Regions from separate parts of the Homo sapiens genome. Here region 2 is linked to region 1. A link is a contact called in ENCODE Hi-C or POLR2A ChIA-PET data. All regions are on one chromosome and are shown on one strand. Each heading gives the region's core, a stretch centred on a gene start or an enhancer-like site at or near the end of the contact. The rest is flanking DNA. Distances are from core to core; before and after follow the strand shown.

Evidence for each region. Hi-C counts contacts between places; a loop is a spot of excess contacts on that map. ChIA-PET counts read pairs that join two places held with the same protein, here RNA polymerase II (POLR2A). Pooled maps may share reads with other maps.
Region 2: a loop to region 1 is called in a pooled map, with 2.3 times the contacts of the local background. The contact joins two enhancer-like sites. A Hi-C loop is called at or near these places in 2 of 50 pooled maps. POLR2A ChIA-PET finds 5 or more read pairs at or near these places in 5 of 52 experiments (A673, OCI-LY7, SK-N-SH and 1 more).

The regions. Positions count from the first base shown.
Region 1 is chr2:8,540,429-8,545,773 of GRCh38, forward strand. No RefSeq gene overlaps it. Among named protein-coding and RNA genes, the nearest start is that of LINC01814, 41 kb to the right of the region's middle. RefSeq lists enhancers at 2,966-3,015, 3,026-3,315, 3,290-3,796, 3,797-4,303, 3,966-4,025 and 3 more and a silencer at 4,531-4,825. Within about 2 kb of position 2,868, at least 27 of the 41 ENCODE cell types and tissues checked have a DNase peak (open chromatin) inside an H3K27ac peak, as active enhancers do; they include OCI-LY7, where a contact is called at or near this core.
Region 2 is chr2:8,276,485-8,281,829 of GRCh38, forward strand. The region is part of intron 7 of LINC00299 (long intergenic non-protein coding RNA 299); the gene reads right to left. Among named protein-coding and RNA genes, the nearest start is that of LINC00299, 49 kb to the right of the region's middle. RefSeq lists enhancers at 1,247-1,748, 4,948-5,345 and a silencer at 1,483-1,532. Within about 2 kb of position 2,452, at least 3 of the 41 ENCODE cell types and tissues checked have a DNase peak (open chromatin) inside an H3K27ac peak, as active enhancers do; they include OCI-LY7, where a contact is called at or near this core.

The DNA of each region.
Region 1 (5,345 bases), core at 1,618-4,117:
TGAAATGGTGTCTCTACCATCGCCAAGCTCTGTGGCAGCCCTCCCTGCAGTCAGCCTGCCTCATGCAGGGTTTTCTGAAACAGGAATTCCAGGCTTCTTTGCTGGGGAGGTCAATGGACAGGAGTCTGGCCATGAAGTGGGACCAAGGAGGATGTGCCTCTGCTCCCCAAAAGTGAGAGAGGCACTCTGGCTGGCCTACAGGATGACCAGGAACAGGCCTCAGGGTTCCCCATGACCCTGACTCTGAGCCTGTGGATGAAGGGAATCCGTCATCAGGGGAACAAGGAGGTTGAGGAAGGCCTCCCAGAGAGGCTGATCACAGAGCTGGGTTCTGAAGGATGAAGAGGAGTTTGCAGAGCCAATCAGAGGAAAGGGCATGCAAAGGGAGGCTCTGAGACTTGGGAAGAGCCCAGCCCCACTGGGGAGCCTGAAGCTGCTCTGTGCTGCTGCCACATGCCCTTCAGAAGGGCAAGGGGAGGCAGGTGATGGAAAGAGCCCTGGTGTCTTCCCGTAGGGGCTCTTAGTGGGAATTAGGCAAGACCAGTGGCAGAATCCAACTTGTGGGTTAGGAAAAGACCCTGGGAGGCTGTGCAGAAGCCAGCCCAGGGCTGTGGGAGCCAAGAAAAATTCTACCTTGAAAGTGGGGAGTGCTGGTCATAAGAGACTTTCTTCTAATGTGAGCATTTCCTCTATGAAAGAGAATGGAGGGACATTTACAGACACTGTCAGATGAATTCTCAGAAAACCTTGGGGAGGAAATTGGAAAGCCCTGCCTGCCCCAGGCATGGCAGGCATACCAGGTTCCTGGCTAGTGAAGTGGTTTGCTCAGGAGTTTTTGCAGAACCAGAAAACTTAGATGGAGCCCCATTTTAGAGATGAGGAAACCGAGATAGAGGATGCTTCGGATGACAGTACTTTGGTGCCTGTGCCACGAATAGCACCCGGATCACCCTGGACCACCTGCCTTTGATGTGGCACGGCAGCTGCATACATTTTCCTGTGCAGGCACTTGGGTGGCCTGAGTTGCCTCCAAATTTGGACATCTGGCTGCTTCTTGGTGCCCCCACCTGAAACCCAATCCACCTCTTCCGAAGCCAGCAGATAGTGAATTGCTCAGTAAGAAAAAGGTCTGTGCAAAACAGGAGACTAGAAAGAAACCTCAGTGCCTCCAGGAACCTCACGTGAGCTCCGTTTGACTCTGCAGAAGCAAGTTCCTTGCTTTTAGAGGAGTGACTGTGGCTGGGCATCATCCAGACCTATGTGCAATTATTGGTCGAAGGCGTCTCTCCCGCTAGACGGAAGCGCTCAGAGAACCAGGCAGTGGAAGGTGCATGACTGGGAGGAATGAAGGATGGCCATCCTGAAGTGGAAGGTGTGTGACTGAGAGGAATGAAGGATGGCCGTCCTGAGGCTGCGCTCGAATGGAGGCTTATTTAACATGGAGCCTCGTGCAAAACACCCCGGAGCAGGCCCCTATAGGATTGAGATCGCTCCCTGTGATCTGCTGCTTCCCTCTCCAGTGGTTTTTATCTTTGAACAGAGCAAATCCTGGCTCCACTCAGACCTGCTCCGTGAGAGCCGAATGCAGTCACTGCACCTGGTCGGGGCTGAGGAGCTTCTCAGCCATTCCAACAAGGCCTGGTCATCGAAAAGCCATGATTTTCTTGCATTCTGGGCCTTGTGACTTCTTGAGACGGGAAAAATGAAGCGCTGTTCCACGATTTTGTTCTCAATCTAAAGGACCATTGCTTTGGAAAGTGGTCAGATTCTGCTTTTGGTTGATTTTAGGATCCAAAACTATGGCGATGGGAAAAAGGAAATGCATTTTAGGATTTCAGGTATTGTCTAAAATTTGCACATGATTATATCCTGCAATCTTAATGGTTCATGCGTCTCATGCTCAACCAAGAGCCTCTGCTGGCCTAAATGATCAAAGCATTTCCAGGAATTATTCAAGAAAAAAAAATCTGCTCCCGTCACTCACCGGCTGAAACCCCCTCAGTGGCTCCCACTGCCCTCAGATGCAGTCACCCTCCTTACTGAGCTTAGTGAGGGCTGCACTAAGCACTTTGCATTATTCTCTCATTGAAGTATCACAACAATCACAAAAGGAACTATCATTAAACCCATTGCATGGATGAGAAAACTGATCCTTAGAGAGGTCAGGGACTGGTTCAAGCTGACTGTGCTGTACAGTGTCAGAGCAGGGATGACCCCAAACCCACCAAGGCCATTCTTAGCACCCGCAATCTCCATGACCATCTCCTAACTCTCTCCCTCCCCCTCATCTATTTCCTACCCATGGATGAAACTGTTTGTGTCTCACCTACTACTACAGTGAGCCCCTTCTGCTTACCTCCCTGGGCCCCAGGCTGGCCCCACTGGGTGCTCCTGGCAGCAAAGTCCATGTCTGATTAGGGAACTTCTTATTAGGAGGCTTCCTTGTTTGCTTTACCCACCTTCTCCAGACTGGGACCCCTGGAGACAGAGCCCTTAGCTCCCGAGGCCAGGTGGTCCCTTGCTGTGCCCAGCACAGATCCTGGTGCCTGGGAGGAAGGCAGTAAATCTGTGTGAAGTGGGTCATTTCATTCTGCATTGGAGGATCATTTTCATGCTCCATAACCCACGGCTATCAATAAAATTAATATTAGCTTCCAGTAAAGTCTAGAGAGGTGCTTCTCACACTAGAGTAGGCAACAGGGCCACCCGGAGAGTCAGGTAAAACTCGGAGGCGCTGGCTCCAGAGGCCCAGACAGGTGAGGCTGTGTGGCTGGTCCTGCCCCCGCCTCTGAGGGGCACTGCTCGGCAGCCAGCAGCCCACCCCTGAGTGCAACACTCAGCAACCAAAGGCACCTGGCTGGGCGATGACTGACAGTGAGGCAGCTCCAAAACTCCCTTCCACAGCATTTACAAAACAGACACAAAGTTTTCTATTTGGAGGAGTCATTTGCTGCAATGGGGGTTTTCCCTTCGTTTTTGGAAATGCCATGAAATAAAATGTTAAGTGTGACTCCAGTATCCTAATCTGAGGCACAGACAACTCACCGCAGTTACACCTCAGAGAAAACATGGGGCTCCCCGGGAGAGGGGCCTCACTCAGCCTGGAGTTATGTTCTGACTTCTCAAAACATGAAACCATTTATATTGGCTCTGGCACATTCAAAAAAAAAAAATTCCCTTATGTCACATGCACGCGCGCGTGCACAGAGATCAGCTTTCGGTTCACAATGAGTGTGCCCCTGGGTCTTTTCTGTGTCTCACTCATTGAAGCCTGGGGGACCAGGCCCTGGGGGACCGACGGGGTGCCTCCGTCTGTGCTCCTTGTCCCTGTTGGCCAGAGCTGGTGAATCACCCGGCCCCAGCAGCCTGCGTCCTTTCCCAATTACCGTAGCTGTCAGAGCTGACTAAAAAACCAGTAGCAGCTGGCAGGAAATGGGTAAGAAAACTGACCACAGATAAACTGTAGGACTCTACAGAGCAGTGGCAGATAGACTCGGGGACAGGAAGTGGAGCTGTTAAGACTCGGCCCTCGCCTGCTCCCGGGCACCTCAGGGCCATCGAAGGGCGCGTGCACCTGAGATGCTGCGGTGCTCGCGTCACGCAATGACCCCGCAGCAGGCACCAGCCACGGCCCCCGAAGGGAAAGAAGCAGTCAGGAGTGGCGGAGAAGCACCCCCAAAAGCCCAGGCCTTTGAGACTCCTGCAAAGGCAGTGGTTCTGCTAGTCCAGGGGTGATGGAATCGCAGCCGGCAGAGCCTGCGCTGTTGAGGTCAAATGACCTGCTGGCCGTGCATTGCCTCACCCGGCTCCCTGAAGCCAAAATGACCAGCTCTCAGGCAGGGAGAGGCCACCACACATTGAGAACAGTGCTGGTGTTGAGGTGGGGAGGCGCTTCTCTGTGGAGTTACAGGTCCAGCGTTTTCAATACTCCCACCGCGTTTCAGCCAATGCCAAGGGCGGGCCCTTCAGAATCCCTAGTGAGGAGAAAGTATCAGCCAGGTGGCATGCTGGATCCTTCCATGCATCATCCCACTCCTGTTCACATACCCTAGGAGGCAGCTAAGACTATCCCCATTTTACGGATGTGCAAAGGGAGGCTCAGGATTAAATAGGCCTGGCCCTGGGTTCCACCACCTATCCACCTATGAGGGGCAGAGCCCAGATTCAAAGTCTGACTGGGGTCTCTGCCCCGACGACCTCTGCTCACAGCGTGCCGCTAGGTGCTGAGATGGGAAGAGGAGAGAAGGGGTCAGAGGAGAGAGGGGGAGTGAGCACAGTGGAGGAGGCTTGCCTGGGCCCTGATGCTTCACCCAGAAAGAAAATGGGGTGGTCAGTGTTTAATCGCATCTTCCCAGTGGCCCAAGCTGCATGTCCACCCAGGACACCATCCCAAGCAGCCCAGCAAGGGGGACCCACCCTCTCTGCACCAAGGCAGACCCAAGGTGCTTCCAGGGGCAGCCAGAACAGGGTGGCTTCTGTGTGGCCTGCTGTGGGACAAGCTGCTGTGACAAGAAGCAGCATCTGCTATTGAACTTGTGACCCAGGCCTTGGTCCCTCACAGGGAGCAGGGCACAGCTGGGACAGAGGGTGAGGGTCCCCTTCCCATCTCTCGGAGGTGGCAGAGTGCACCTGCTCCACGGAGCGTGCGCAGCCCCCTCTGCTGGCGCCCGGTCCAGCTCTCGGGTGAGCTAGACGGGAGTTCAGCTGGGCGTGACTCACCCCTGTTCCTGGAACTGTCTGAAGGCGGGGAGGATGCTGTGGGTAGGCTCTAACTGTATCATCTGGGCTGGGGCCGGTAGCAGATGGTCCTTATAAAAAAAAAAAAAAAGTACTTCCATGTGGGCTTAAAATAGCGCAGCACTCACCATCAGCTGAATGGGGAAATGTACGAGCCAGTCTTTCACGTGGGAGTGGGCACTGCAGGCTGGAGGTTGGGACAAGGGGCCCAGACACCAGCCACAGCGGCCAAGCCCAGGAGGTGGAGAGGAGACGCCTCAGCACCCACGTCGTGCCTGGCCTAGACCAGGCAGGTGGCAGATACGGGCCCAAGCAGGCCCTGCCACGATGATGAAGATGACAATGAAGCCACAGAACCCTCCCGGTTGCCGCATGGGAGCCGGCTGGGAAACCGAGATGCCAGAACACCAGCCGTCCACCACCCTGTCAGCCTCTCAGTCAGTCCAGGAAAAGCCTTTCTTCATCCTGGAAGTCGGGAAATGTGGCTCCCTAACAGGGGGCGGAAACAACTTTTGGTTCTGAGTCAATCTCTCTCTCTCCCCGGGCCCTACAGGAACACAAGAGTGAGTCCTGGAGCCTCTGGAGTCCGCCCCTCACCGATGTGTGTT
Region 2 (5,345 bases), core at 1,202-3,701, 260 kb before region 1:
AATGGAAGATACTATCATCTACCATGCATGATTATGATAAAGTTTAATGGACAATAGGATTTGTTCTAAGCACAATACACTGAGGTCTATGCATCTAGTCCTCTATCTTCCACTCCCCATTCCTGGGCAAACATCACCTCTCCCTCCCTGCCAGCTTTCCCATCTGCGACACTGGAGTCCGTTAGGATCATCAAAGAAACTGAGCAAGGCACCTGAGCCCTGTGTTCAGGAGGACCTGAGGACAAGGCCCAGGAAGTTCCTCAGTTTCTCTGAGTCTCAGGTTCTTCATCCAGAAAGTGGCAATAATAATGTCTATTCTGGAATATTGTTACGAAGATGTATTTAAAGCAACTAACATAGTTTCTGGGAAGCAATCAGGTTGCAAATAAGGATATCCATGTTAATGTTCTGACCACCCTACCAAAACAAGATATAGAATCAGGAAACACGGGCATTGCTGTTAGTAACATAAGAACTTCTGTTATTTCTCCTCAGTCCTAAAGATGGTTGTGAATTCAGATCCTATGTCTATGCCTCAGCATTTTCCTGTAGTGAGTGTAAGAAGTATTCATCCCAACTGGCTTTATTCCTAATATTTAGAAACAACTGTGCATAGATAAAGCGGTCTCCTAAGCCTCAGTTTAAGAACCAGAATCATTCTCTGCTTTCAGTTACGAGGAAGCTAAGCTATACGTATAAAAAGAAGAGATTGAAGGATCTGAAAGTGGCCACGTTGCCTCACTGCCCACCCTGCCTCCCCAGCACACACCCAGACTGTCTCCCATCTCCATCGCTAACTTTTGAGAACCGGAACTGAGTGTGTAAGGGACAGAGGGTGGCATCCATCATTTTTATATCAAGATGCCAATATAATCACTTTCTGAAAAATAATTGCAAGCCTAAGTATATTAAAGGTCTCCTTTCAAAGGCTGCATTCACAATATTCCCTGAATTTAACCTAATGGGAACTAAATTGTGTTGTTATTCAAAGAGATTCAAGGACTGATTATTATTTCAGAATATAAGCAACCTTTGGATTAGTTTTGAAAGATACACAGGAAAAATCTTAGGTATGGCAATCCAGCATTAGTGCATTAGTGAGCATCTACTATGAGCTAGATGCTAGGGAATAAAAAATGTAAATGAGAAGTGATTGCAAGATTCCTGCAAGGTGCCGGGCGAAGTAACAATCCCACTGGGCAGTTCTCTCTCCATTTCCCATCCCCATGGGAAGCAGACACACATACCACTCACCATTCCTTCTTCGTGGCGTTCTTTCCTGGTGTGAATCCCAGGCCACGGGAGCACAGAGGAGGAAGTGACCACCGGGGACAAATAGTGGGCAGAGCAGGATGGACTTCAAAGAAGGATATTTTAAAGCTGAGGGATATAATCTGAAAGTGACACTTTTGAAGACTAAGCCAACTGGAGCTTCAGCTTGCTCTCACTTTCATGTCACCCTCAGGACAGGGCTGCCTCTGCCCATCCCTGGTTGCTACCAACAGCACTTTCAGATTTACAAGGGCTGTGTGAGGCTGGTGCTGGCTGGGGAGGAGGAACCCTCAGCTCATCTCAGGGCTCAGACAGGCAACATTCTCAATCACACACAGCAGCCTGCCATCCAGTCCAGAACCGTTCAGGACCAACTTGAAAAAGTGCCTGATTGCGGAAAGCAAGCCCCCAGCACATGCTCCTGGTCCAGGCTGGCACCCTGAGGCCTGGCTCCTGCTGGCCACAGCCTCACCCTCCCACCTCCTCCCGCACCCCAGCTGCCCTCTGCTGCACCACGAGGGTCTGTGGGAGAGAAAACAATCGTTCAGGGAAGATTGAAAACACCCCTCTTGCTTCTTGCCAGAGAATTTGCATTTTTGGAACAGGTTCTTATTTCTTTTTAAGGCTCAGAATGAGAAGCTTTTAGAAAAGCTAAAAATATCTGTTAACGAAGAAGCAAAAGAAAAAAAAAAACTATCCAGCTTTCTCTTCTTTCTGTGCAAAAGGCTCGGCAGCACCCGGAGGTGCAGAGTCAGCTTTTAGATTCTCTCGTGGGCTGAAAGTACTAGGGAGGAAAAGGTGTCATCGAGGCCTGGATCTTTTAGAAACAAAGATACACGGAGATAAAGATAAAAGAAACCCGAGAGCATGCTACAAAATCATAGGAGTTGAAAACCGAAAATGGTCTGTTAGAGTTAACTTAATATAAATTCCTTGTTTTACAACTAAAGAAACTAACATGCAAACAGGTAAGATGGCTTGCCCAGAGGGGAGGCACAGCAGCTGGGACTAGGAGCCCGACTTCCCCACCCCGGCCAGTGCCCCTTCCTTGCCTGGGAAGACCTCCCTCCCACCATCACAGCACTTGGACCTACAACCGTGAAAATGACTTTAGAGGATCTGGTCCAACCACTGCTAATAAGGTCACCAGCCTCAGCAGCAAGCTGCCTTCCATCCAAGCCTGGGTTTCCCAGCAGCCAGGATGAGTTGCCCCAACTCTGCCTCCTGGGGCCAGGCTTCCAGAACTCAGGGAAACACAAAGGCTTCTGATGGAGTTTCCACCTAGGACTTGGCGCATCAGTAAGAAGGTCATGAACTCGTTCAGGATCAGAAGCATTTAATTATTGGTGGACATTAGAGCTAGAAGGACCCTGCCCTCCATTTAAGCGACAGAAACAGAGGCCAAGAAGGGATATGGCTTGTCCAGGGGCACCAGCAGTTCAGTGGGATTCTGCTTTGACAGGGCTGGTCCTGCAGTCCCCTGCTGCCTCTGCCAAGCTTCTCCTTCGTTTGGATTTTTTGTCCTTCGTGTATTCTCCCAATCGATACCCTCTACCAAGTGCCTACTATGTACCAGGCGTGGTTCTAGTGCTAAGGATACAACATAGAGCAAGACAAGATTCCGACCCTGGGGATTTTATGTTCCACAAACCCCACGTGACCCACATCAGCCCATGAGACATGGGACTCCTGCACGGATGTAAGGAGGTTTCCCCACCCTGGCTTCCCCTAGAAAATGCTTTCCTTCAAGTATGTGCATCCTGTCCCATGGCTCCTGATCACCCTACAAGATGAAGCCCAAGTTCAAAGCCTCCATGACTGGTTCTGCCCACCTTTCCCACATTTCTTCCCCCACCCCCACCTGCCAAATTGTGCTGCAGTCACACAGATCCATAAGATCCACCTGGAACTCCTGCGTGGGGCATTGCTCAGCCTGCCACCCACCTGGGGCGCTTTTCTTCCTACTCTTCCTCTCCTACTCTGCGGACCCTCTTCCCAAAGCAAGGCGTGGGCCATTTGCTGCATTCTAATTGCATGTCTGATAGTCTGTGAAGTGCTTTACAGATGCTACATCACCTAACCCCACAGCGTCGCCGAAGAGACCACCGGCTCAGCCTTGCATGCCTGAGAATCACCTGGAGGCGCTGTAAAATATAACGCCCCCAGGTTCCACCCGAGATCCTCATGTATTTGGACTCTGGTGCTTAGGCATTAGAAGCTGTAAATGGTCCCCTTGGGATTTCAATGTGCAGCCAAGACTGAGGACAACTATAGTCTCTCCATTTTGCAAATAAAGAAGAGAGGTGCAAAAAAATTACCAAACATGCCAACATAAATTCATTGATTCCCATTTCTGTTAAAAAAGATAAAAAAGGCTAGGCACTGTGGCTCACACCTGTAATCCCAGCACTTTGGGAGGCCGAGGCAGGTGGATCACCTGAGCTCAGGAGTTCAGGACCAGCCTGGCCAACATGGTGAAACCCCGTCTCTACTAAAAAATACAAAAACTAGCCAGATGTAGTGGCAGGCGCCTGTAATCCCAGCTACTTGGGAGAATTGCTTGAACCTGGGAGGCGGAGGTTGCAGTGAGCTGAGATCGCACCATTGCACTCCAGCCTGGGTGACAAGAACAAAACTCTGTCTCAAAAAAAAAAAAAAAGATAAAAAAAAGCAGTTTATGTGAAAATGGGATTTCTCTCTCAGGTGTCTGCTGTAAGGACCTCCAGTATACGGTGGCCAGATTTAGCAAATAAAAATGCAAGACACCCAGTTACATTTGAATTTCAGATCAATAACAAGTACTTTGTTTGGTATGTCTCAAATATTGGACATACTCATGCTAAAAAATATTTGTTGTTAATCTGAAATTCAAATGTAACTAAGCATCCTGTATTTTATCTGGCAACTCTACTCCGGTAAATCAACACAAACAGAAGACTGAAATAGTCGTATATTATTAGGAGACAAATCCCCAGAAAGTGTTTTCAAGTTGTTATGTAAAATTTGACTCTTGCCTTGACTTTACCTGCATAGTTGTATATTTACTAAAGACTCACAAACAGAATGTCCATAATGCAAAAAATAAAATAAAGACAGGTGAGCTTTCTTTTTTTTTTTTTTTTTTTTTTTTTGAGACAGGGTCTCACTCTGTTGTCCAGGCTGGAGTGCAGTGGCATGATCTCAGCTCACTGCAACCTCTGCCTCTCGGGTTCAGGTGATTCTCATGCTTCAGCCTCCAAGCAGCTGGGATTACAGGTGCCCACGACGACACTCGTGTAATTTTTGTATTTTTAGTAGAGGTAGGGTTTCATCGTGTTAGTCAAGTTGGTCTTGAACTCCTGACCTCAAGTGATCCACCCACCTCAGCCTCCAAAGTGCTGGGATTACAGGCATGAGCCACCGCACCCAGCCCAGGTGAGCTTTCTAGACCTCTGTATGCCTACTCTTTTATGTGCCTAATAATAAATCTCTCAGTTCAGGCTGGCATTGCACTGGAGATTTTTCAGCGCATTTTGTATATGTATATTATCTTTTGGTTCTCACAACCAACATGTAAGAGAAACAGGTTTGGTGCTATTATTCCCCGTTTACAGATGGACAAGCACCGAGAGTGGTAATTATTCAAAGCCACGTGGACCTGGGCAGAACTAGAAGCCACATATTTTAGTATCAATGTTGATTTTTAGAAGATACAGTGCTGCTAAAGGTGAAGGTTCAGTCTTAGGTTTTATTATCTCAGCTCCAAAGTTCACAAATTTAAAAGCAGTAAATGAATGGCTAGCTGAATAATTGAAATAATTTTCAATTCATAAAATCACACCCTCAAGAAAGGCAGGCCTTCAGGAAGCCCATGGTTGTGGCCCTGTGGTTCAGCCAGCCCCACTCAGAAAGGTGAGGAGGGGGCCTGGCTTTCAGCCCCCACCCGAGACTCCGCAACTGTCCACCCGCCTCACCCTTTGCTTGCTGTACTTGCAGCCTGTTTCTTCCTGCCCTGCCCTGCCCTCGAAAACACAGCAGCTCCCCACCTTCCTCTGAGCATAATGCTTCCATACAATTATCGTAACAATTCAGAC